Regions from separate parts of the Homo sapiens genome. Here all the other regions are linked to region 1. Evidence: chromatin loops called from intact Hi-C (ENCODE). Cell type or tissue: dorsolateral prefrontal cortex. All regions are shown on one strand. Each heading gives the region's core, and the rest is flanking DNA. Links, peaks and the distances in the headings are about the cores only.

Region 1 (8,349 bases), core at 171-8,170:
TTATTCCTCTGAATATGTTTTCCAAGCTTTTAGAATTCTCCTCTTCCTCAGGAACACTGATTATTCTTAGGTTTGGTTGTTTAACATAATCCCAGACTTCTTGGAGGCTTTGTTCATATTTTCTTATTCTTTTTTCTTTGTCTTTGTTGGATTGGGTTAATTCGAAGACCTTGCCTTCGAGCTCGGAATTTCTTTCTTCTACTTGTTCAATTCTGTTGCTGAGAATTTCCAGAGCATTTTGGATTTCTAAAAGTGTTTCCATAAAAGTTTCCTGAATTTTTTATTGTTTTTCCTTTATACTATCTATTTCCTTGAATATTTCTCCCTTCATTTCTTATGTCTTTTTTTTTGGATTTCCTTGCATTGGTCTTCGCATTTCTCTGGTCCCTCCCTGGTTAGCTTAATAACTAACCTCCTGAATTCTTTTTCAGATAAATCAGGGATTGTTGGTTTGGATCTGTTGCTGGTGAACTTGTGTGATTTTTTGGGGGGATGTTGAAGAGCCTTGTTTTGTCATATTACCAGGGTTGGTTTCCTGGTTCCTTCTCATTTGGGTAGGCTCTGTCAGAGGGAAGGTCTAGGGCTGAAGGCTGTCGTTCAGATTTTTTTTGTCCTATGGGGTGTTCGCTTGATGTAGTAGTCTCCCCATTTTCCTATGGATGTGGCTTCCTGTGAACCAAACTACAGTGATTTTTGTCTTTCTTCTGGGTCTAGCCACCCAGAGAGTGTATCTGGCTCCAGGATGGTACTGGGGGTTATCTGCACAGAGTCCTGTGATGTGAACCATCTGTGGGTCTCTCAGCCATGGATTCCAGCACCTATTCCATTGGAGGTGGCAGAGGGTGCAATGGACTCCATGAGGGTCCTTAGCTTTGGTGGTTTAATGCTCTGTTTTTGTGCTGATTGGCCTCCTGCCAGGAGATGGTGCTTTCCAGAAAGCATCAGCTGTAGTAATGTGGAGAGGGACTGGTGGTGGGCACTGCCCTAGAACTCCCAGGAGTATACGCATTTGTCTTCAGCTACCAGGGTGGGTAGGGAGGGACCATCAGGTAGGGGCAGGGCTAGTTGTGTTTGAGCTCAAACTATCCCTGGGCGAGTCTTGCTGCAGCTGCTCTGGGGGATGGGGGTGAGATTCCCAGGTCACAGGAGTTGTGTACCTAGGAGGATTATGGCTGCCTCTGCTGAGTCACACAGGTTGTCAGGGAAGTGGGGGAAAGCCGGCAGTCACAGGCCTCACGCAGCTCGCACGCAAACTGAAGGGCTGTTCTCACTTCCACTGTGCCCCCACCAACAGCCCTGAGTCTGTTTCAAGGCAGAGAGCGTGATAGGCTTGAAAACCTGACCCAGGCTACCCACCTTCCAGCTGCGAAAGAAAAGGGCTTGGTTCTTGCATGGCCTGTGGAGTCTGCACACGGGATTTGTGCCCTCCCCTGACTTGTGGCCAGGAGGCTTCTACCACCGTTCAAATTGTTACAAAGTTCAGCTGGAGATTTCCTTCTCACTGTGGAGTTTTACCCCCTGCTCCTCTGGTCACCCTCCTGATGGATCCCTGTGGTACCAGGCAGGAATGGCCTGCTAGGGGACCCAGCGAGCTCCCAGGGCCTTTCTGCTGCTTCGTGTACCACTGTATTTCTCTTGGCTCTCTAAACTTGACTCAGCTTTAGGTAAAATCAGAAACTTCTCCCACGAACAGACCTTCAGCCTCTCCAGTGGGAGTGTGTTTGGGAGAGGAGGCTCTCCCTTTCCCACTTCCGTAGTTGGGGCACTCACAGTACTTGAGGTGTCTCCTGGGTCCTCCGGGAGCAGTCCGCTTCCTTCAGAGGGTCTGTGGGTCCTCTCGGGATTGCTGATTTGTTCTTGCAGTCAATCTGGAGCTAAAATTTACAATGAAAAGTTTTATTAGAATGAAGTGAATTAAACTGCAACATATCAGTATGAGTTATTTGCTTATTCAAAGCCAATAATTTCCTCCTTTGTGAATTGATTGATTGATTTAAATTAAATTCTCTTTTTAAAGATTCCCTTGCAATTATTTTACTTCCTATTGGAAGGCAGAAAAGGAAAACATAGGTTGTCTTGGTGGTCTCTCCTTATTGAATATGAACCTTATCAGTGGGCAAGCCTCCATAGAAGCAATAACCTATTTCACCTCCTTAAAGAAATTCAACATAATACAAATTAATTATTTCTGTTTGTACCTGCTGTTATTAAAAATAAACACATCAGATGACACAAACTAATAGGAAAACCTTCCATGTTCATGGTTTGAAAGAATCAATACCATTAAAATAGCCATACTGCCTAAAGCAGTCTACAGATTCAGTGCTTTTCTATTAAACTGCCAGTATCATTTTTTCACAGAACTAGAAAAAACTATCCTAAAATTCATATAGAACCAAAAAAAGAGTCCAAATAGCCAAAGGAATCCTAAGCAAAAAGAACAAGGCTGGAGGCATCACATTTTGCAACTTCAAACTATAAGGCTATAGTAACCAAAACATCATGGTACTGGTACAAAAACAGGCACATTGACCAATGAAACAGAATAGAGAACCCAGAAATAAAGCATCACACCTGTAGCCATCTGATTATTGACAAAGTCAACAAAAATAAGCAATGAGGAAAGGACTTTCTATTCAATAAATGGTGATGGAATAAATGGATAATCATGTGCAGAAGAATGAAACTGGACTGCTATCTTTCACCGTATATAAAAAATTACTTCAGATGGATTAAAGATTTAAAGATAAGACCTCAAAGTATAAAAATCCTACAAGAAAACCTAGGAAACACCATCTGGCCATTGACCTTGGGAAATAATTTATGAATAAATCCTCAAAAGAAATGGCAACAAAAACAAAATTGACAAGTAGGACCTAATTAAAGAGTTTCTGCATAGCAAAAGAAACTACCAACACAGTAAACAGACAGCCTACAGAATGGGAGAAAATATTTGCAGACTATGCATCTGACAAAGGTATAATATCCAGAATTTATAAGGAACTTAAACAATTGAACAAGCAAAAAACAACCCCATTAAACAAATGGGCAAAAGACATGAATAGACGCTTTTCAAAAGAAGACATACAAGTAGCCAACAAACATATGAAAAAATGCTCATCACTAATCATCAGAGAAATGCAAATCAAAACCACAATGAGATGCCATCTCACACCAGTCAGAATGGCTTTTATTAAAAAGACAAAAAATAACATACTGGCAAGGCTGCAGAGAAAAAGGGAACACTTATACACTGTTGATGGGAATGTAAATTAGTTCAACCACTGTGGAAAGCAGTTTGGAGATTTCCCAAGGAACTTAAAACTACCATCAGACCCAGCAATCCCATGACTGGGTATATATCCAAGAGAAAATAAATCATTCTACCAAAAAGACACATGCACTTGTATGTTCATCAGAGTGCTATTGACAGTCACAGAGTCATACAATCAATCTAGGTACCCATCAATGGTGGATTGGGTAAAGAAAATGTGGTAGATATACATCATTAAATACTGTGCAGCCATAAAAAAGAACAACATTATGTCTTTTGCAGGAACATGGATGCAACTGGAGGCCATCCACCTGTTTTTGTTGCTGCTGAATTAACACAGGAACAGAAAACCAAATACCATATATTCTCACTTATAAGTGCTAGCTAAACACTGGATACTCATGGACATAAAGATGGCAAGAATAGAAACTGGGAACGACTAGAGTAGGGAGGGAGAGAAGGGGGCAAAGGGTGAAAAACTATTGAATACTATGCTCAGTACCTGGGTGACAGTATCAATGGTACCCCAAACCTCAGCATAATGCAATGTATCTGAGTAACAAACCTGCACATGTAACCCCTGAATCTGAAATAAAAGTTGAAATTAAACGCACACACACGCACACACACACACAAAGAGCATATGAGTCATTTACATATTTAATAGTTTTGAATTAAAATAAAACTCAGCCATGTGCTCTCTTAACCCGTGAGTGAAAACAGTATTTCAGAAGCATCATTTGACTATTTTGAATAAATTCCCTCAAGATCTTTTAAGCATCTGTTTACCTCAATTTTGGCTTACTTTTCCCCATTTATTTTTCTGAGGAATAAATAGGAAAATTGCATTTAACTCCAAATTCATTTTTCTATTTTAATAGAGATAAAATTTTATAGAGAAAATAAGTATATTAATATATTTTATAGACTAGTGAAGAGATCTCATATGTAAAACTGAATCATAACCAAAGTTTTCTGAGGTACTTTACTTATATACATGTTTCTTTTATACTTGTTTAAAATCTTATAATGGCTTTTGTTGAATGCATAATGCACTTTTAAAAGTTTAGTCTGTTACATAAAATAAAAGTGGTAGGTTATTACGTTGTCGTAACCTGGCTGGCCAGCTGGTGTCACTGTGGCACAGGCAATGAAATTACAATTTTTTTTTTTTGTTCTTGTTTGTGTTTCTCATTGCAGATATTTGATTTTTCATTTTACTTCCTTTCTTAGTCTGTCCTAAGAGAGGCCCTGGTTAGCTTTACACTCAATATTCACATCTATGTAGAGATGATTTTGTCCTAGCAATCCCTTTGCCAGCAGTTTAGTCATTGCCTCGTATGTTAATGTTTTTAGGTTTGTTCTTTTTTTTTTTTTTTTTTTTTTTTGAGACAGAGTCTCACTCTGTCGCCCCCAGGCCGGAGTGCAATGGTGTGATCTCGGCTCACTGCAACCTCCGCCTCCCAGGTTCAAGCTGTTCTCCTGCCTCAGCCTCCCAAGTAGCTGGGACCACAGTCATGTGCCACCACGCCCGGCTAATTTTTGTATTTTCAGTGGTGACAGGGTTTCGCCATGTTGGCCAGGCTGGTCTTGAACTCTTGACCTCAGGTGATCCTCCTGCCCTGGTCCCCCAAAGTGCTGGGATTACAGGCATGAGCCACTGCACCCGGTGTCTTCTTTTTATTAAGATGGGGCAGCAACAGCCAGATGTGGAGAGGATAATCATCTTAGTATTATCTCAGTTTTTTACAGCAAAAATATTTCTGCTTCTAAATAAATGCATTTTATTTAGAAAATAAAAATAAAATTATTATTTTAAGAATTATTCTTTAAAATTATTCTTTTAAAAATTATTCTTTTAAAAAAGAGTATTACAATTTAATCTAAATAATTCAAATTACTCTGATTTGTAAACTGTGTGTAGTATTTGTAATGGATGCTGTTATAGTGCTGGTCAAAATTAATTAGAAATTTGCAACTCATACCATGAGTTTAAGAGCAGAAGCAAATCATACTAACTCCACATGGTTGAAACTTCTTGTGAATTAATTTATAGTTGGTAGATTTAAAGACATTGCCTCCTTAGACCTAGCTAAAATGGAATTTTTCCCGTGGAAGGCCCAAAACAAAAATCCACTAATGTAGGGTGTTTTTACCTATGAACACTTTCTCTAGCAAAATGTCCATACACAAACCTACCAAATTTTGCATTCAGATTTAGTGAGCTTAGGACCCCCTGAACCCTGCATAAGGGTTCTCAGGTTCCCTGAGTCTTAAGAACCCCCCACCTGTAAGTTTTAAGTGATATCACAGAGTATTCGTTCAGTAGAACTACCTTAGAGATCTCGGAGTCTCACTATGTTATTTTATAGTGGAGAAAAAAGGCCCTTGAAGTTGTTATGGAATTACCCAGTATTAATTAAATAGCTGTACCAAAAGCTTATGTGATTTGACTATAACTGCAGTGAGTGCAAGAGCGCTCTCTTTCATTACCTTATTTCCAGGGTTTGGTAACAGTTTTTGGCACTTACTACCAAAGAGGGCCTTTCAATAAATGGTGAATAAATGAATGTTTATTCACGTAAGAACGAGGACGAGGACTAGAAACCAGATTTTTAGACTTCTCTGAAAAACCAGGGAAGAGATATTGTAATCTTATATTTGATACATCTTGTGTCCTTAATTTCCCTGCATGTGGTATTTGGGTTTGTGAGTGTGAGTCTTTGTTGTTATAGTTTTATTTTTAATGATTTTGTTGAGCTAAGTCGTTTCTTCATTCCCTTGTACTTAGCAGTCTGCAATATCATACACTACGATCTGCAGAAGATTTGGGAAAGAAATACAAGAAATTGTTGGAACACTGTTCCTCCAACTCCTACCCCCACCAGTCACATGTTGTAACTTATTTATCTCCTTTTCCCAAGAGATTGGAATCACTGTTAGGTCAGAGATAGTGTGTATACACAGCACAAGTTTTGGTTCATAGTAGTTGCTCAATAAAAGAATGAATTCTAGTAAATAGACTTAAAAGTTGACATCTTTTCTCCTTCAGCCATCCTACCCTAGGGTTTTCATAGCATGTGATTACAGTTTGTCTCCATTCTATATAGGAATGCAATATAATGTTTCCACGTTACTCACACATAAAAAATGTAGTAGCTCGGTCAATGGCAATAATGATTTGATGGGGGCTTTTTCAGAGAGCCAGTTTTGACCAAATATGTATGTTGATCCCTTTTAGAGGTATGGCAAATGGTTTTCAAGGATTGTTTAACCCATACAAATCTAGATTCATTTTAATACTGTTTGCTTTTCAGCTATAGGCTATACTTTTAATACTATTACTACAAATTAAAATTTTAAGTATATTTTTAATATACACATACATTAAATTAATTCTGGATTGAGAGTCCTGTTGAAAATACAATTCATAATGAAAGGTTGAAGGCTTATCTGTCTTAATTATAATCTGAGAGTGTGCCCTTATTTATAAACAAAAGCTATTAGTAATATGTTTTTTTTTATTTCTTGGAGGAATTTTGTTGAAAATACAATTCATAATGAAAGGTTGAAGGCTTATCTGTCTTAAATTATAATCTGAGAGTGTGTCGTTATTTATAAACAAAAGCTATTAGGAATATGTCGTTTTTAAATTTTTTGAAGGAATTATTTTGAATGTAGATACATATAAATATTTCCACAGTGATAGTATGTGAATGAATTCAGTATTTCTTTGATGCAAGTTGGTACATGATTCAAGCTTTTGAACTACTTAGAATCTAGACTAAGTGGGTGAGGCCAAGAGGGTAGGCAGTGAACCACCAAAAGGTACTTGTAAGTTCTTGTTAAATATTGTTGAATGAATGGGAGAGAGGGAGAAAAGAAGATTGAAATTGTGTGTCTGTGGCAGGCAGGTGTGTGTGTGTATGGTGGTAAATGGAAAAAAATCAATAAAAATGTTAGATTTACTCTCTTGATTAGATGGAATAAGATACAGGAGGATATTGTGATCATAAAGTGAGTTATTAAACTTATTTAAAGTGAGAATCTAGAAGTGTTGCTTCCGAAGTGATGACAAGGTCTAAGAGTGGCAATTTGAGTTTAGGTTGCCTGAGTGGAATATGGGGTATGAAAGATGAAAGGCATTAGAAATGAAGATGTTAATGAAATCTGAGACTAAGGTGTAGATTGGGTTATACTAAGTCTAAAATGTCTTTTATCTGCCCTGACACTTTTTTGGCATGTTGTCCAACTACAGATTCCCAAACCTGATCCAGATTACCAATTTTACGCATTTCTGCAAGTATACGGAGGGAAAATAAAATCACATACCTTTACATATCATTATTACTATCCCCTGTCATTCTGCATCAGCATAGGTAGGCAGGCTCATGGAACAGATTTTAAGTGTTTTACAATTTATATTTTAAAATATAGCAACTTACTACCTACCATAACATTAGTGGACTGTATTTTTAATGATCGGTGAAAACTTTCAGCCTAGACAGCGAATATATCAGCTTGGAAGGAATTGCTAACTGAACATCTATAATCATTTCCTGAAAATGTGCCCACCAACATGCAAAAGGTTAGAAACACCCAGTTTAATGGTGAGAGTTAGGGATAAAGCAGAAGCCCTAGATGTGCCAAAGTCTTCAATAAATATTTGAAATTGACTGGAAAGAAGGTAGATGACAATGTTGAGGTGGGGACGAGGGCAGTGAGGAAGGTGACACACAGGAAACGGGGGGGTTGGGTAGGGGCAGAGTTGCACAAGAATGGAAAGCAGTTCTCTACAACAGTTCCTCAAAATAGACTAAGGATCGCCTGCATCAGAATCACCTGATTTCCTTGTTTTGAAATTCGGATTTCTGGGCTTCACATTCCAACTCAGTGAGAATCACCACACAGCTAAGAGCAATCTGCATTTTTAACAGGATCCTCAGGTGATTCCTACTGAAATTAAGGTTTGAGAACTGGTTGTTTAGAAGTACCAATAGAGAGTTTAGAAAATGCTGACCCTGCCTTCTAACAATAGAATATTGATAAGTAGAATGTTGGAAGATAATCAGTTT
Region 2 (8,349 bases), core at 22-8,021, 240 kb after region 1:
AATAAGCCCTGAGCACTTTGTGGGGTGGCTCTCCCTCCATGTAGACAGGTTCTCGTTTCATCATTTCTCCGGTGGCCCAGCAGGCCCAACAGGGACATGTCCGTCACGGTGGTGTGTTACATCATGTCAGATGGCAATTGAATGCGCTGTTAACATAAGCTGACAGGAAGGCTCTAGCAATCTGCTTATCTGGATGCCACCCTTGCTGAGTAAAGGGTCATTATCAGAATTATTCACACAGAATTATAGCAGTTGGAAGTCTGCAGATTATTTATTACATCACCCTCATTTTAGTCACTCAGCACAGATGGAACCACCTCAAAGGAGCCTGCCTCCCGTCTCCCCCTTTCCCTCTCCCCCTCCCTCCCTTTTCCTGCCACATTAGAGGCTTACCCCAGCACCAGTAGCAGCAGCAGCAGCCAGGAGTGTGAAGCTACCTTAGGTCAGCCTCAGGTATGGCTTTTTCTGTGCCCAGGATCCCTTTTCTGAGTTCTGGCACCGGTGTGAGCAGTTACACACCAGGAAGTGTCTGGATAAGGAGAGCTCAGGACTCTTCCCAATTAGACCCATTCCTGGAGTGGTCTTGCCAACCTTGGTACCAAAATGTCAAAACAAGGTATTTAATTGATCTGTTAAATTTCAGGTCTGGCTTCCATAGCTGCTGCCAGTTTCATAGACATCTTGCAAAGGAAAAGATTCTTTCCTTTGCAAGATACTATGAAAAGTATTCATAGGAGAAGGCATCTGCAGGAATCCATAGACCCTCCAAAACATCCCCAGCTTGCTGTCATGTGCCAACCTTGGTGTCCACCCTCACCACTCCCCTCCTGCACCTCCTCATCCAACAAGCACTATACCTGCAACCCAAACACACTCAGAGTTCACCAAACACATGCCTATTCCCAGGCAAAACCAAACACAATTGATGGTAGCAGCTGTGGAAAGAGGCGGTAATAGAGAATGTGATTAGCAAGATGCATTCAGATGCATGGGCTTCTTTATTACTACCATCCAATAATAGCACATACGAACAATGCACCCTGAACCTGAAGGCCAGCATGGCTGGAGGAGGACCAAGGCTTGTAAAGAAAGATAACTCTTTAACTGATTTACTGACTTATTTTAAATGAGTTTCAAATTTAGCTCTATACTATTTTAAACAACGCTTCAGAACCAGGCAGTAATTCCCAGCCCATCTCTAGGCTCAGCTGCCTTTGGAATGTGGTGATTTGGGATGTGTTGCACAAAAGCAGGGCTCAGTCTGTCAACTCTTTAGGTTCTGAGGGGGCCAGATGCTCCCCGTTGTTATTCCAGGCCCGGCGGCTAGAAAGTCAGAGTGTTGGGCTGCAAGGGATTCTGAATGTGTCTGGTTGAACTTCTAATTATCCAGAGCAGTGGAGGGACCTATGCAAAGACACAGACCCTGCGTATGCTATTGTGAGGGCTGCCATCATGAAATACCACATCCTGCTGGCTTAAACAGCAGCGATGTCTTGCCTCTCAGTTCTGGAGGATACCAGTCCAAGGGTTCTTCCTCCTGAGAGTTATGAGGCAAGGCTCTGTTCCAGGCCTCTCTCCTTGGCTTACGGATGGACAACTTCATGCTCACATGGCATTCTTCCTGTAAATTTCCCCTTTTACAAGGGCATCAGTCAAGTTGGACTAGGGGCCCCCTCATGACCTCTTTTTAACTTGATTACCTCTGTAAAGACTCTATGTCCAAATAGTCCCATTTTGAGGGCTGAGCTCCCAGAAAGCCAATATATATTTGGCGGGGGCGGTGCACAAGTCAACCCACCACACTCTGGTTCTCCTGACCTCTCCTCCAGTTGTGTTTCTGTTCCCAAGGTGGTGCCTCGGTGCTAATACCTCGTAATTTTTCTGTCAAACCTTTCCAGTGGCTGAGTACAATTGATGAACTCTCACTTCCCTGGCTTATGGGGAGTACTTGACATCTGAGAAGTCATGAGGTCAGAGCGGGGGGGAGTCCTGGACCGGCCCCAGGTAATGGAGTGCTCCACACTGTGGGGTCTTCCCCTTGTCCTCTCTCTGAGCCAGTCTGTGGCAGTGGCCTCTGCATTCCAGAAGGCTGCAGCACAACAAGTGGCCTCCAGGATGCCTCTCCTTGGGCACTTAGAGATTACTCCAGCTAAAAACAAACAAACAAACAAACAAAACAGTCCTGCAGTACCCTGTGTGTAACTCTGCTCTTTCTCCTTATTAACTGGAGTCCAGCTGCATTCGGCCTCTTGAAACAGCAAACTGATGAGTGGTGCCATCCTTTGACCTTTGCAAATGGGGGTTCATTGGTGAGCCCTCTAGCGTTAAATATAGTGTCCAGGCAAGTGAGTGATAAGCAGTTGTCCTCCTTTCTCCCCTTTCTAGCCCCAAACAAGGAAACCCAAGCCAATTCGTGCTGAGAAAACTTTTCCTCTCAGTGGCACCCATTCCTTCCTCCACACCCCGGCCCCCTCCTGCACCAGGTTACTCGATCTGTGAGGTGAACAGCTCTTCTGAGCTGGGTTCCTGTTTCATCTTCTTCCTGTTAATTAGTGTGAACTGCCCGTTTCTGAGAAGTGCCCGACTATTTATTTCAGACCAGGCAAGTCTAAACACAGCTCTACCAACCACAGCAGGAGACAGAAGTGGTAAAGTTTCTTCGCTCATGCAGACGAGAGCCATGGGCACGGGGCCGGCACCAGGAAGAAGCGCGTTCATTCATTGGGTGTGAAGCTCAGGGTCTTAGGGCTCCTCTCTGTAGGGCCAGCCTTACCAGCAGGCAAAGCTGTGGCTCTCCACATTCAGGGGCTTCAAGCAGGGTCTACTCCCCAGAGTCATGTGTCACAACTTGTCACCCCCTCCCCAGATGACATGATTGGAAACTCTATCCTTTGGCTCATACAGGTTTTACAGAGCCCCTCCCTGGTAATGTGGAAATCCTCTGAGAGAGCATTTCATCCTAGCAAGCAAGACTTTCCAGAATTGAGACACACCCCCACACCTCGGTCAGGATGGGTCAATAGCGGGGCTGGGGAGAGAAGGGGGTGAAGGGGATGGATACGGGCGGCTGGAGTGGGGAGAAGGGACTTCAGGGAAGAACTTCACTCACTTGGGAATTTTGCTTAGTGATGGCCTTGCTCTGTGGTTGCTTATTGAAAAATGTCAAGTTGGGGTCACTTTAGTCATTGCCATCTGTCAGGGAGGACAAAGGCCAGTCTGTGGTCAGGGAGCCCAAGGGGAGAGGTTGCACTTGGGGAAGGGTAAGTCTGTAATGCACTTGTCTTGTAAAAATGCTCTTTAGTCAATTAAGAAGGTTTTAAATGAGAAGAGTAACCGGACAGGCAGGATCTTCATATTTTTTCTATGTACTGCAGAATATTCATGAGGAAAAAAAGTAGGATTTCTTGGGCATCTTTTCCTTTCAAGAACCTTCTAAAATGTTACAGCCCAAATGGCTCTTTCTTTTTCTCAAGCTGTGAAGACCTCAGGGGGTGCTCCCTCTCTGGGCTTCGTGGTGAGGATGTTGTTATAAAACTTGGGGCTGAGGACTTTACACTGGGACAAACCTTTAAAAGAAGCCTGCTGTGCTGTGGAAGTGTGGGTATTCTCCAGCTTTCCCAGGTCAGGCCGACTGCTTCCGGGCAGCCTACAGATCAGAAGGCAGGGCTCCTTTGTGCGAGGAATTTGCATCTGAGGCAAAGATTTATAGTAAACGGCCACCAGATGGTGCCTTAGTCCTCCTCAAGCTAATATTCTGGCTTGCTTTGTTCTCTTTGCTGATGAAAGCTGACATTTCACGGGAAGAACAGTCAATCCCTGGGAAGATGCTGGGACCAAAGGAGCCACAAGTATTATTTTATTTGTTCAGCCTGACAAGACTCCAAGCTCATAAATGTGGGGGAGCCACAGTCATTGACCTAGAGCTAATATAAGTGCTTATTTCTTCACACAGTGGGATGCAACAATTAAGGTCGTATCAGCTCCCAACATGCATGCGGACCTGACTCAGTGCTAATTGCTCCCAACAAGCATGCTGATGCTGGATTCATAGCTGACTTCTAGCTCTCAGAGGGTTTGGGTGACCTTGCTTTAGGGGGAGATAAATGCTTCATTCTTTACACTGGGTTTCTAAATAAATCACTTCAGTTTAACTTTTTTTTAATTCTCTTTCGGAGACCAATATTGGGTTTTTTTTCTCTTTCACTAAGAAAACAGGAATTTAATTTGGAAAACTCAGTTTTAAATGAACATAGTGACCTTTATAATTTTATTTTCCTTAGCAAACATCTTTTACTGCTTTTCCAAAAGACTGAACTTAGCCAGAATTACGACAGGTAAAACTTCTCACTTCATGAGTTTAATGAAATGACTCGATCTCCCCACAGACGTTTCCAAAATCTGGAGAGCGGCTGTGAGTTTGCAGTGCAGTATGGGGAGAGGTAAGAACAATGCCTTTGGAATTTGGAATCCTTGTACCCCGGTGAAATAGTCCTGCTCACCTCCCTGCATTTCACTTTCTCTCCATGGCAACGTTTGATGTGGGGCAGTCACCCAGTTTTATTATTTAGTCTGCATGCACACACACACTCACACACTCACCCTTAGGCAGAGGACTAGAAGAACCCATCGCCACTTTTACCCTTCATTTCCCAAGTCCTGAGGCATCACTGTCTCATTTCCACCCTCAGGGTTTAATCTCAGAGTGTGAGAACGAGGCAGGCCTCTGCTGGGGTGGCCAGGATGTCCCTGACCCCACCAGCAGGGAAGAGTCAACACACTGAGGACAGCCCCTGCTCCTTCTCATTTGGTTGAGGTTGTCAGAGCATGCATGTGGCAACACCATCCATGGTTCCGTGACGTCTCCCTGAAGATGCCATCTGTGGGCTCAAAAGCTGGATCGATGGGAAGCCAGCCCCGGGCTGTGCATCTGTCACAAACCGTGTCTTCATCTTCCCAGGCCAAGTTCAGTTCATTCTTATTTTCACACATCCAACTGGGCGCTACCAGTTAGAGGCCTCACTGGGGCTTCAGGGAGTGGGTTCGTGTTGCTATTGGCAGCAGTTCAGTCCTTTGCTGATCAACAACATCCACCTTGGGATGCCATGCACCTACTTCTTTACCTGTAGTTACTTTGAATGTTGGTTCCAACACACCATTTGCAGGAACAGAGCCGCCAGGAACTGGTGGTGTGAGATCCCAGGGTCTCCTGTGTTACTTGTCAACTAAGCAGTAGCAGCTGCAGCTGATGGAAATACATGCCCATAGGCATTCGACCAACTGGTTAAACTCTTGACTCTGCCACCTTAGAAGTTTTGTGGCTCGACACCAATTACTACTGGGAACAAGTTTCCACTCCATTCCCACGCCACAGTCAGACAGGGTTGAGGGGGATAATAGGTCTTCGCCCTGCAGCCCAAGCAACCCGTTTGCACGGCTGGCTGCCCGCCACCTGGTGGTAGATGGAGGTAAAGCAGCCTCCTGAGGAGAACTGCCCGGGTTTGGAGCAAGAGGGACTTTCTAAGTGATTCAATCTTGTGCTGTCATTTTCACTGGAGGAAATTCAGGCTTAGAGATGATGGCAGGCTTGTCTGAGCTCTCAGAGTGGTAGAGTACGGTGGTTAAGAGCAAGCATTCTGGCGTCTTAGTGTCTGAATCCTGGCTTGGCAGTCAGGAACTAGTGTAACCTTGGAGGAGTTTCATAACTTCTCAGTAATCACTTTCCTTATCTATGAAATGAGGGAAATCATGCTCCTTACCTCAAGGGTTTTTAAACAGATTAAATTAGGTGGTGATGTGGAAGTGCTTAGTCCTGTGCCTGACCCTGGTAAGGGACACATCTCTAGATGACTCTGTCTTCACTCTGGAGCTATTTAACTGTATTTGTAATGCCCCCTACAATGGGTGACACTCCTTACATTCCCCATTTAGATCTGAAAGTAGGAGTGAGGACTCCAAAGACCACTGAAGAAAGCGTGAAAGATATTTTGCTTTTGAATGGAACATTAGACTTTGGTTACTGAGTGAAGGAAGAGTGCAAATGACATTTTGGTGCCAACATGGCTCAAATTCATTGTCATAGATTGAATGTGTTGGGTATTCTAAAAATGTTTGTTAGATGAAGGAAGGGGAAGGGGCGTGAGCAGAGGTCAGAAGTGGCCCCTGTCTCAGGAGAGAGGAGCTGGAAAAAGAGAAAGTCTCATTTTACACTATCCACAATAGCTCAGAAGACCAGCTGGGAACCCTTGCAGTAGAAATCTCCCTGGCTGCCTCTGTTTTTGTAACAATGACATTAGAAAGACCAGGTACTCCTGTAGATGCTGTATTCTTTAAGTAAGTGTGGACACCTTTATCCTGTTTGAGACTGGACTGGCAGTTCTGTTGAAAATAGGACAGGTGAGCCTTGCCAGGAGCTAAGGAGACAAGGAGAGAGAAAAAGAAACAAATACCTCGACTTTCTCCCCCTTCTCTTTAATTTACTAATGGTGTGTGTCCTATGGTCATGATCTAAGTCAGAGCTAGGGAGTAAGGAGCCCAACTGATGCAGCTTATGGATGCCTTCCTCCCAGGGCACAGAGCAGGGTGGAACTGGATCTTAGAACATAGAGGAACATGCACAGCCAACGGCTTATGCATATGCACCCAAAAATATTTGGGTGATTTATATTCAACTCTGCTTCTCTCAATTTGAAGAGGTTGCTCATTTATAATACTGTATTTCTAATGGTATTACCAAAAAAAGTGTGATGTTTTTTGTTGTTGTTGTTTTTTCTCCTCTCCTCTCCTCTCCTCTCCTCTCCTCTCCTCTCCTCTCCCAACCCCGGTCTCTGCTCTTCTTTGCCTTTTAAAGTGGTTCTCACACAATATCCAATATGAATGGGGTTAATAGAAATGTAGATGGAAGTAAAGAGACAAACACAACTTTCTAGAACATTCCCCTTCCTATGCCATTGCCCAACCCCAGCATGTTCTCGGGCCTGCTGATGACGCTGGTGCCTATGGTGAGTTGGGGAGAAAAAGGGAGAAACAGGGTAAAATGGGAGAGTGATGGAGAGAGAAGATGGCTTCATGGTGTCTGGAACTGCATTTGGCATCATGGGTATGATGCCTTCACTCCATTTCTTCCTGGCTGTAGATCCATTTAATCAATAATACTTATTAAGCATATAATTTGTGCCAAACACCATGTCAAGCACTGATGAATAATGCACAGCCCTGCCCACAGGGATCTTACAGTCTATATTCTCTAGGTGCTTATGATGCACTGCAGTTGGTGTCAACCACACAGTGAGATAAAGTCAGCACAGAGGCACTCCCAGGCACAGAGAGAGGCGGAAGAGTCAGGGAAGGCCTCCCAGGTTACTGACTCTTAGCAACAGAGTTAGAGGCCAAGAAATTAACAAGTGAAAGGAGAGGAAGGTAGGGAGGATGCACTTGGCAGAAAGAGATCTTGGCAAAGGGATAAAAATCATGATGTGTTTGGGGCTCATTCTGGATGACTGAGGCAAGGAAATGTGTAGGCAGCTGCCAGAGGAGGTTTGGAGAGGTAGGCAGGTCTCAGAGCAGGGAGGACATGAGGGCTTAAGAGAAGGAGTTCAATTTTATTCCGAAGGCCATGGAATGGTGTCAAGAGTTTCCATAAGAGACTAACTAGGCCAACACCATTTCTAGAGCAATCGTAGTGGCAATAGTATGGAGGCTGAAGGGAGCGGAGAAATGGAAGAAGGTTCTTTCAGTAAACTGGGCAGTCAATGACAAAATCCCGACGTGAGCTAGCAGCAGGAAGAGATGAAGCGGGGTGTCACAGTCTATAAAGAGAGGCCAACGATAGGTGGCAACCTCGAACATCAGCCTCAGGTTCTGCCTCACGTTGTGGGCTTTTCCGACTGCACTACTTGGTGAATTTTGCTATCTGTTTCAGTTAAATTCAACGTGCAGAGGGGAGAAAACTCTTTCTGGATGAATATCTATTCTTTTCAGAACAGAGAGCCTCTATTGTCTACTTTCTAAACAAATTTCTACTGGATATCAAAGAAGCCTTTCAGAGCTTGTTCTGGGACATGCTAAGTCCCATGAAACCTCACTGGAATGAAATGAAATGAAATGTAGAAGCAGCACCAAGAGGGGCTGGTGCAGCAGGCTCAGATCTAGGGTACGACATGTTCCCTACATATGCCCTAGCTATGCCCTAGGTATACCATACATATGCTTTACATAAACCCTACATATACCCTACATATGCCCTACATATACCCTACATATGCCCTAGGTATACCATACATAGGCTGTACATAAACCCTACATATACCCCACATATGTCCTAGATAAGTCCTAGGTATGCCCTATGTATGC
Region 3 (8,349 bases), core at 22-8,021, 280 kb after region 1:
AACTTGAATTCCTTTTTTTATTGGCGTAGAGGCTCAGGTGGAATTCCAAAAGCAGAAATTTCATCACCAAATACACATATCCTAAGTACTAACTGTGCACAGTAGGTACAATGAAAGCTAGGCCCGGATTGCAAGGATAAAAGACAGAGTTGGAAGAATGAGCACACAGTTACAACACAGTACTAACAGGGTCACAGAGGCAGGCAGTGGGCAGACAGGTTCACAGAAGAGGGGCGTGTCACTCACAGCAGTGATCAGAGGGCACCTTCTAGGGGAGGTGACAGGTGAACCGAGAGTTCGGAAGAAAAGGTTCAGATATGCTACGGTTTTAAATGTAAAAGCCTCTCCCTTCCCTCCTGACTTAATGCGCCCTTACAGAGTCACAGTCTTTGGTCCATGATGGAGTCAGATGGTGAATTTTATGTGTCAACTTGGCTAGGCCAGCCCAGTTGTTTGGTCAAACACCAGTCTCACTGTTGCTGTGAAGGTAGTGTTTAGATGTGATTAACACTTAAACCAGCAGACTTTGAGTAAAGCACATCACTCCATACCATAAGGTGGATGTAATGGACATAGGGGTGTCACCCATTACACATTGAACATGTTAAAGACAGGCTCCCCTAATGAGGAAGGCATTGTTCCTAATATGGTAACATGGAAATTCTGCCCGACTTTCCAGCCTCTGGACTCAGGACTGCAACATCAGGTCCTGTCTGAGCTTCTGGTCTGCTGGCCTGCCCTACAAATTTCAGGCTTGCCAGCCCCCACAACAGCATGCACCAATTCCTTAAAATGAATCTCTCTTTATATATCTATGTATGCATTCGACTGGTTCTGTTTCTCTGGAGACCCTTGACTAATACAGAGAGCTTTGCATTTAACCCTTAGAGTTGGTCAGCTTGGGGCCCTACCCTCATGCTTGCAAAAAGGGACACAGAACACACAGCCAGTATGGAGTAAATGAGCCCAGGCAACTCATGTCTTAATCCATCTCTGCTTCTCTGTGTCTTTGCTCCTGTGGGCCCACAAACTCTGGGCATAATTAGATCCCAGGCTCTCCTGGCCACTTTTGCTGTATTTAGTCTTCCGGCAGCCACTTCCCAGCCCCATACCTTTAGCCCCAACTTCCCTCTTATCTCCAATCCCAATCTGTCACTTGGCAATACCTGTCAGCCCTGTCCTTGGGGTTGCCAGATAACTAATGTCTGTGTGCTGGTACATCAGATACCCTCCAGTCGCTCCAGAGTGCCTTGGTAGGTAGGTCCAGAGAGCATACTATGTTTTATCTGCGTAGGTTTACATTTTGAGTCTCAGGGAAAATTTAAGAGACTGGATGTTAATCAGTGCCTCTCCAGTTACCAAGGGCATGGGGCTGACCACTCTCGAAGCTCATGTCACAATATATTTTGATTAACTGTGGCTCCCCACCGCCTGCTCCTGACAGGAGGGACTAAACTGAATCTTTTATCTTTCTATCCTTGGTGTTAGGCACAATGCTTTGAATACAGCAAGTGCTTGATAAATGCTTGTTGAAATATACCAATAGATGAGGCTGACGAGGAGAAGGATGAGTGCTTAATATATGTCAGACCTTATTCTCAGCTCTGTATGTATTGAGTGACTGTGAGTGCACACACGTAATCCTCACAGCAGTCTTGCAGGGTGCCTGCTACTCTCACTCCCTCTCTACACTAATGAAACTGGGTGCATAGGGCGAGATGGCTTCCCTAAGGTCACGTAGTAAGAGGCAGAGTCAACATGCAAACTCAGGTTCCAGACTCCACACTCCTAATGATATGCTGCTTACATGAACTCTATAAAGTCTACTCTACAACAACTCTATAGATATGCAACTCGTCTCTCTCCTGCAACATCTTCCCACAATTTCCAGGATCAGAACTAGAAGAACTTGACCCTCATGAGTGATATTACAAGAAGCAGGGTTGAGAGGAGATTCAGATGCTGGTCCTGACACCTGCCCTGTGTGACTTTGAGACTCAGTTTCCTTATTTATACAATAAAGGGTTTGGATTAGGTGATCTCCAAGGTCCCTATATGTCATCTAAATGCTAGGGAAGGATCTGGCAAGCTCTTTTTTTCGTCTTCTTCTTGAGACGGAGTCTTACTCTGTCACCCAGGCTGGAGTGCAGTGAGGCGATCTTGACTCACTGCAGCCTCCACCTCCTGGGCTCAAGCGATCCTCCCACCTCAGCCTCCCAAGCAGCTGGGATTACAGGCACCCGCCACCACACTCAACTAATTTTTGTAGTTTTAGTAGTTTAGTAGAGACAGGATTTCTACCATGCTGGCCAGGCTGGTCTCGAACTCCTGGCCTCAGGTGATCTGCCCACCTCAGCCTCCCAAAGTGCTGGGATTAGAGGCGTGAGCCATGGTACCTGGCCCAGTGAGCTCCTTAGACTCTTCTGCCTGTCACGACTTGACAGCTGTGGCTTAACGCTGACACAGTGCAGTGTCTCCAACCTCGGTTCATTCACAGTCCCCCTGGATTGGTTTCTACGGCCTTTTGGTGGCTGTAAATTCCTTTGAGAATCTGGTGAAAGCAAAGGGTCACCTCTCAGGACAAAGGAAACATATTTATAACCACACATTTTGCAGATGACTTTAGAGCATTTCAGCCCCCTTAAGGGTCCATCCTTAAGGCCCCAGGATCAAAACTCCCACACTTGAAAACGAGCAGGAAGTAACTGGAGTTGAAGTTAAAAATGGCACCAAGGGAAGATGTGATCAGAGGGAAGGGTGAGCTTGGGCTGAATAGGGCTTGGGTCTGCAGAGGGTCTGCAGAGGGTCTGTAGGCTGCCTAGGCCTCAGCCTGGTTTCCTAAGCCAAAAGTAGGCAGTCAAGACAGCTCAGCGAGCCAGGCAGCAGGTGTGGGGAAGGCATGCTGGGGAGGGCTCTCTCATTTGCCTGTCCCCTGATTTTGCTCGTGGAGACCCTCCTGGGTGTGGGCAGGCAGAGATACACCTGAGTCCTGTCTCACACCTGAGTCCTGTCTCACACCTTCAGAGGGCTCCTACCTGAGCAATCTGCCCCATAGGGAAAATGACTGCTGAGAGCAACAGCTCTCAACTCCTTAGTAGCCCTCATACTGAGGTGCACCTGATCTTTTCTAAATGCCTTAAAGCTTGCGTGCTCCAAGTCTAGCTGCTTTCTTTATATATGGAGACTCTTGCATCTTAAAAGGAGACTTGGCCAGGAGTGGTGACTCATACTTATAATCCCAATGCTTTGGGAGGCCGAGGTGGGAAGTTCACTGGAGCCCAGGAGTTTTATACCAGTCTGAGCAACATGGCAAAACCCCCATATCTACAAAAAATTTAAAAATTAGCTGGGCATGGTGTCTCGCATTTGTAGTCCCAGCTATTCGGGAGGCTGAAGTAGGAGGATCACTTGAGCCCAGAAATTCGAAGCTGCAGCAAACCATGATCATGCATCACTGCACTCCAGCCTGGGTGACAGAGCTAGACCCTGTCTCAACAAAAAGGCTGGGGAGACTCATTTAATTCAATACCTTAAGGTCCCCTAGGCCAGTAGATATCTGTATAGATAGAACTCCAAGGAGCTCAAAGCTTTTAACCTAATTGCTTCTAAATATACCTTTTGGAAAGGCATGCTGAAGTTAAATGTAATACTTTCAAACAGACCCTAAGAAAAAGCTGTGGCTGAATACTTCTCACACACGAATCTGATGGCTGTTTCCCGTTCTGGGTCTTTGCCCCAAATTCGCTAATGCCTCACTATAACTCATGCAGAGGAGCTTATTTTCCTAAGACTTCTTGCCTGTTGCTCTTCAGCACCGTTCACTCTCCTTTAGTCTGTTGGGGGACAGTTAACCCACCTTTCTGGGGCAGCCAGATCTACCTCTTTATAGGTTAAAAGCCCTGTTGTTTGCTGTAGAAAAGAAAATGCACAGGAGACCTCAGAAACTCATGTCAATATTAGGAGCTTGAAGACCCGTAAGTAAACAAGGGGGCTGGGTTTTCCTTTTGTGTGTTTGCTTTGAGTTGCCTGCTCTGAGATATTGCTATCTTTGCCTTTGCTGAGGAATATTTACTGCTTTCTTAAAAGCTGACCATGAAAGTGGCTATAACTAAGTTTTAAAAAGCTTTATCAGGCCAGGCGCCATGGCTCACGCCTGTAATCCCAGCACTTTGGGAGGCTGAGGTAGGCAGATCACTTGAGGTCAGGAGTTCGAGACCATCCTGGCCAACATGGAGCAACCCCATCTCTAGTAAAAATACAAAAACTTAGCTGGGCGTGGTGGTGCGCGCTTGTAATCTCAGCACTCGCGAGGCTGAGGCAGGAGAATCGCCTGAACCCGGGAGACGGAGGTTGCAGTGCAGCCGAGATTGCGCCACTGTACTCCAGCCTGGGCTACAGAGTAAGACTCTGTCTCAGAAAAAAAAAAAAAAAGCATTATCATTTGAGTGGAGCTATTCATGTGGATGAGATGCGTTTTTCACTGGTAATGAGAGCAAACAAAGTGAGGGGTGAGAATACGAGGCATTATTTGGGGGAATGCAGTGTCCCACCACGATCTTACAAAATGGAGCATCTATACTTTTGTCTCTACTATGTACTGGTTTTGGATTCAGCGATGCCCACCTGTATCTCATAACGGGAAAACACAACTCAGGCAGAATTGACTGTTGAATAAATAGGCATTACCCGGATGGAATTACACCAAGCAAACGATATCTGTTTTAAAAACAGCTGCTTTCCAGTTTGTTTTTTACAATGTAATATTCAGCCTGCCTGTGACCAGCTGTGGCTGAGTTGTAGGGTGTTCGTGGAGATTATGGGAGGCAGCGTTAAATGTTGCGTTTCTTTTGCTTTTTAAAATCCACCCTTTTGTTCTGTCCTCAGAGAGGAATGTGCATCTTTTGTTCTTAGCTACTCAGCTTCGGCCGGGTCTGGCGGCGCCTTTGAGTAACATGGGCAACGCGCGCCCTCTTCTGGACAATCCACTAATTGCAAATTCTGTAAAGCATTGGTCTGGTTATCAAGCGGGCCCTGAATTTGAATGTTCTTGGTAGAGAACACAAAAGAAATTATGACATGTTCCCTGCATTCAAAGGGCCTGCTTTTATGTTAGAAGATTAAACAGCTTGCTTTGGGATTTTCAGTGTGATTTGGAGAGACCAGAGAATATATTCTTTTAATCGTGTTTCTTAAAAAGGTATTTCTTTTATAGCCAAAATTTCATTTTAAAAATCTAACGATTTATTTTCTTTCTCTATTTGAATTATTTTTGAATTTATATGATTTAAACGGCTTCCTGGCCTGGCGCAATGGCTCTCACCTGTAATCCAAGCACTTTGGGAGGCTGAGGCAGAAGGATCGCTTGAGCCCAAGAGTTCCAGACCAGCCTGGGTAACATAGAGAGACCCTGTCTGTACAAAAAATACAAAAATTAGCCAGGCATGGCGGCCATTTCTCTAGTCCCAGCTACTCAGGAGGCTGAAGTGGGAGAGTCCCTTGAGCCTGGGAGTTCCAGGCTGCAGGGCACTGTGATCGCGCCCCTGCACCCCAGCTTGGACAACAGAGCAAGACCCTATCCCTAAAAAACAAACAAACAAAGCCTTCCTTTTAAAAGAGTAGAAACAAGATAAATAGCAAAGGTGTGTAGGACATTTGTTTTCAGTAAAGATAACTGGATCTTTAAAATCACTACATGAAGATCAATTATTCCATGTAAATCCCAAATAAAATCAATAATTTATCACAAAGTGCTTAGAGCAATATTCTCTACTCCCCTAAAGTCCTGTTTATCAAAAGTGAAACATTTATTTCAGTCTCTCCAGACTGAAGATTACAGAGCAAAATACTCTGTATTTACTTTTTTTTTTCACTCAGCCGAGAAGAGGGGAATAGAATCCCCATGGCCTTGCCATTCCCTTAACCTCACTTGTGGGACTGTTCAGTTTGTGGATCATCAGCAAATTTCTGGTCTATCACTCAGTAACATAAGACCTTGGGAAGATTACTTAAAGTTTGTAAATCTCAGTCTCACTATATGAAAAAGGGGGATAATAGTGGGGGGAATTAAATGAGCTAACCTGTGGTAGGTGCTGGGCCAGTGCCTTGCATTTAATAAATGTTCAATAAATGTTAGCCACCACCATCACCACCACCACTACCACCATCACCACAACTGCCACCATTACCCCCACCACCACTACTGTCACCACTGCCATCACCACCATCAGCATCACCACCACCATTACCACCACCACCAACATACCACTACCTCCACCATAACCACTACCACCACCACCATCACCACCACCATACCACTACCACCATCACCACCACCACCATCACCACCACCACCACCATCACCACCACCACCACCAGCATCACCACCATCACCACCACCACCACCATCACCACCATCACCACCACCATCACCACCATCACCACCACCACCACCACCATCACCATTACCACCATCACCACCCCCACCACCACCACCACCATCACCACCACCACCATCACCACTACCACCACCAGCATCACCATCACCACCACCTTCACCACCACCATCACCATCACCAACATCACCACCCCCCCACCACCATCAACACCATCACCACCACCATCACTACCATCACCACCATCACCAACACCACCATCACCATTACCACCATCACCACCCCCACCACCACCATCACCACCATCACCACCACCATCACCACCATATCACTACCACCACCACCACTACCATCACCACCATCACCACCCCCACCACCACCATCAACACCATCACCACCACCATCACCACCACCACCATCACCATTACCACCATCACCACCCCCACCACCACCATCACCACCATATCACTATCACTACCACCACCACCACCACCACTACCATCACCACCATCACCACCACCACTACCACTACCATATCACTATCACTACCACCACCACCACCACCACTACCATCACCACCATCACCACCACCACTACCACTACCATATCACTATCACTACCACCACCACCACCACCACTACCATCACCACCATCACCACCACCACTACCACTACCATATCACTACCACCACCATTACCACCCCACCACCACCACCAGCATCACTACCACCACCACCCCCACCACCAATAGCATCACCACTGCCATCACCACCACTGCCTCAATCACCACCACCATCAAAATCACTTTCTTTCTGTATTTCTCTGCTCCTCTTTTACTTTTTATTGTAAAATAAAACATATAGAAACCTTCCAAAATAAAAGTAGAACTTAATGAGTCATAATAAGGTGAACGCCCATGTAACCAAAAGAACCAGTCACCCCAGAACGCTCCATTGTGCTGTTCCAGCCTCAACTCCCTCCCTTCCCCAAAAAGGAACCACTGTCCTTTTACTGTAGTGACTTTCCTGTTTCTTTTTGGTTTTAGGACCCAAATGTGCCTGACTAGACACTTTAGTTTAGTCTGTACCTCCCCCAATTTTTCTACCTTATGTCTTTTAAGTTTATTATAATGTATAGGCTTCTCTCCATTCCTTGCAGTTTGCCTGCTGAAGAAGCTGGGGTATTTGATGTGTAGAACATCTCAGAGTCTGGCTCTGAGGTGACTGCAGGCTCATGGTGCAATTCAACATGTTCCTCTGTCTGTCTTTCCTGCCAGCTTGGAAGCTGGGGCCAGAGGCTGCGTCAGACTCCTCTTCTATCCCTAGACTCGTGTTGTCTCTTTGGCAAGATTCTAGGTAGTGCTGTGTCCTTTCATTAGCTCAGTGGCTAGATTTATGTGGTCTGCAAAATGACGATATTCTAATGTCACCATTTATTTTGCATCCTTTAGTTAAAATACTTTTAGTAAGCATTTCTGCCCTTCATGCTGTATTTGATTTCTCCGCGGTACAGTTCACATAGGAAAAAAAACTTGATTTTCTTTGCTTTAATTACCCAGTTTTCAAGAAAGTGAATGTGTTCCCGTGGTGGTTGTAAAACTTGACTGCAAATTCTGCAGCGCTTCTGCCTTCAAGAGATGGGATCTACATCCCGCTTGTTGAATCTGGAGGGGCATAGGAGAGCATTAAAAATGACAATTTGTGCCGGGTGCAGTGGCTCCTGCCTGTAATCCCAGCACTTTGGGAGGCTGAGGCAGGCAGATCGCCTGAGGTCAGGAGTTTGAGACCAGCCTGGCCAACATGGTGAAACCCTGTCTTTACTAAAAATGCAAAAATTAGCCAGGCGTGGTGGTGGACACCTGTAATCCCAACTACTCAGGAGGCTGAGGCAGGAGAATTGCTTGAACCCAGGAGGCAGAGATTGTAGTGAGCCAAGATTGCGCCACTGCACTCCAGCCT

Evidence for each region. Peaks named below come from ENCODE experiments on the same cell type or tissue, not always from the same donor. Only the 100,000 strongest peaks of a DNase experiment are listed, where the experiment ranks them.
Region 2: a loop joins it to region 1, with 11 times the contacts of the local background. A loop is called at or near these places in 99 of 110 quality-filtered maps.
Region 3: a loop joins it to region 1, with 13 times the contacts of the local background. A loop is called at or near these places in 80 of 110 quality-filtered maps.

What each region holds. Positions count from the first base shown.
Region 1 is chr4:152,842,487-152,850,835 of GRCh38, forward strand. All of the region lies in intron 2 of ARFIP1 (ARF interacting protein 1), which reads left to right. Among named protein-coding and RNA genes, the nearest start is that of ARFIP1, 67 kb to the left of the region's middle. RefSeq lists enhancers at 667-1,866, 756-1,363, 4,719-5,219, 7,931-8,225, 8,112-8,349. In dorsolateral prefrontal cortex, for the core only: CTCF peaks have their summits at 4,415 (motif pointing right) and 4,621; a DNase peak (open chromatin) is centred at 4,395; H3K4me3 peaks cover 532 bases; H3K27ac peaks cover 315 bases.
Region 2 is chr4:153,079,901-153,088,249 of GRCh38, forward strand. No RefSeq gene overlaps it. Among named protein-coding and RNA genes, the nearest start is that of TRIM2, 120 kb to the right of the region's middle. RefSeq lists an enhancer at 5,329-5,388. In dorsolateral prefrontal cortex, for the core only: CTCF peaks have their summits at 3,727 (motif pointing right), 3,931, 5,450 (motif pointing left) and 5,663; DNase peaks (open chromatin) are centred at 3,681 and 5,441; H3K4me3 peaks cover 702 bases; H3K27ac peaks cover 4,899 bases.
Region 3 is chr4:153,123,122-153,131,470 of GRCh38, forward strand. No RefSeq gene overlaps it. Among named protein-coding and RNA genes, the nearest start is that of TRIM2, 77 kb to the right of the region's middle. In dorsolateral prefrontal cortex, for the core only: CTCF peaks have their summits at 4,972 (motif pointing left) and 5,176; DNase peaks (open chromatin) are centred at 4,320 and 4,950; H3K4me3 peaks cover 815 bases; H3K27ac peaks cover 3,647 bases.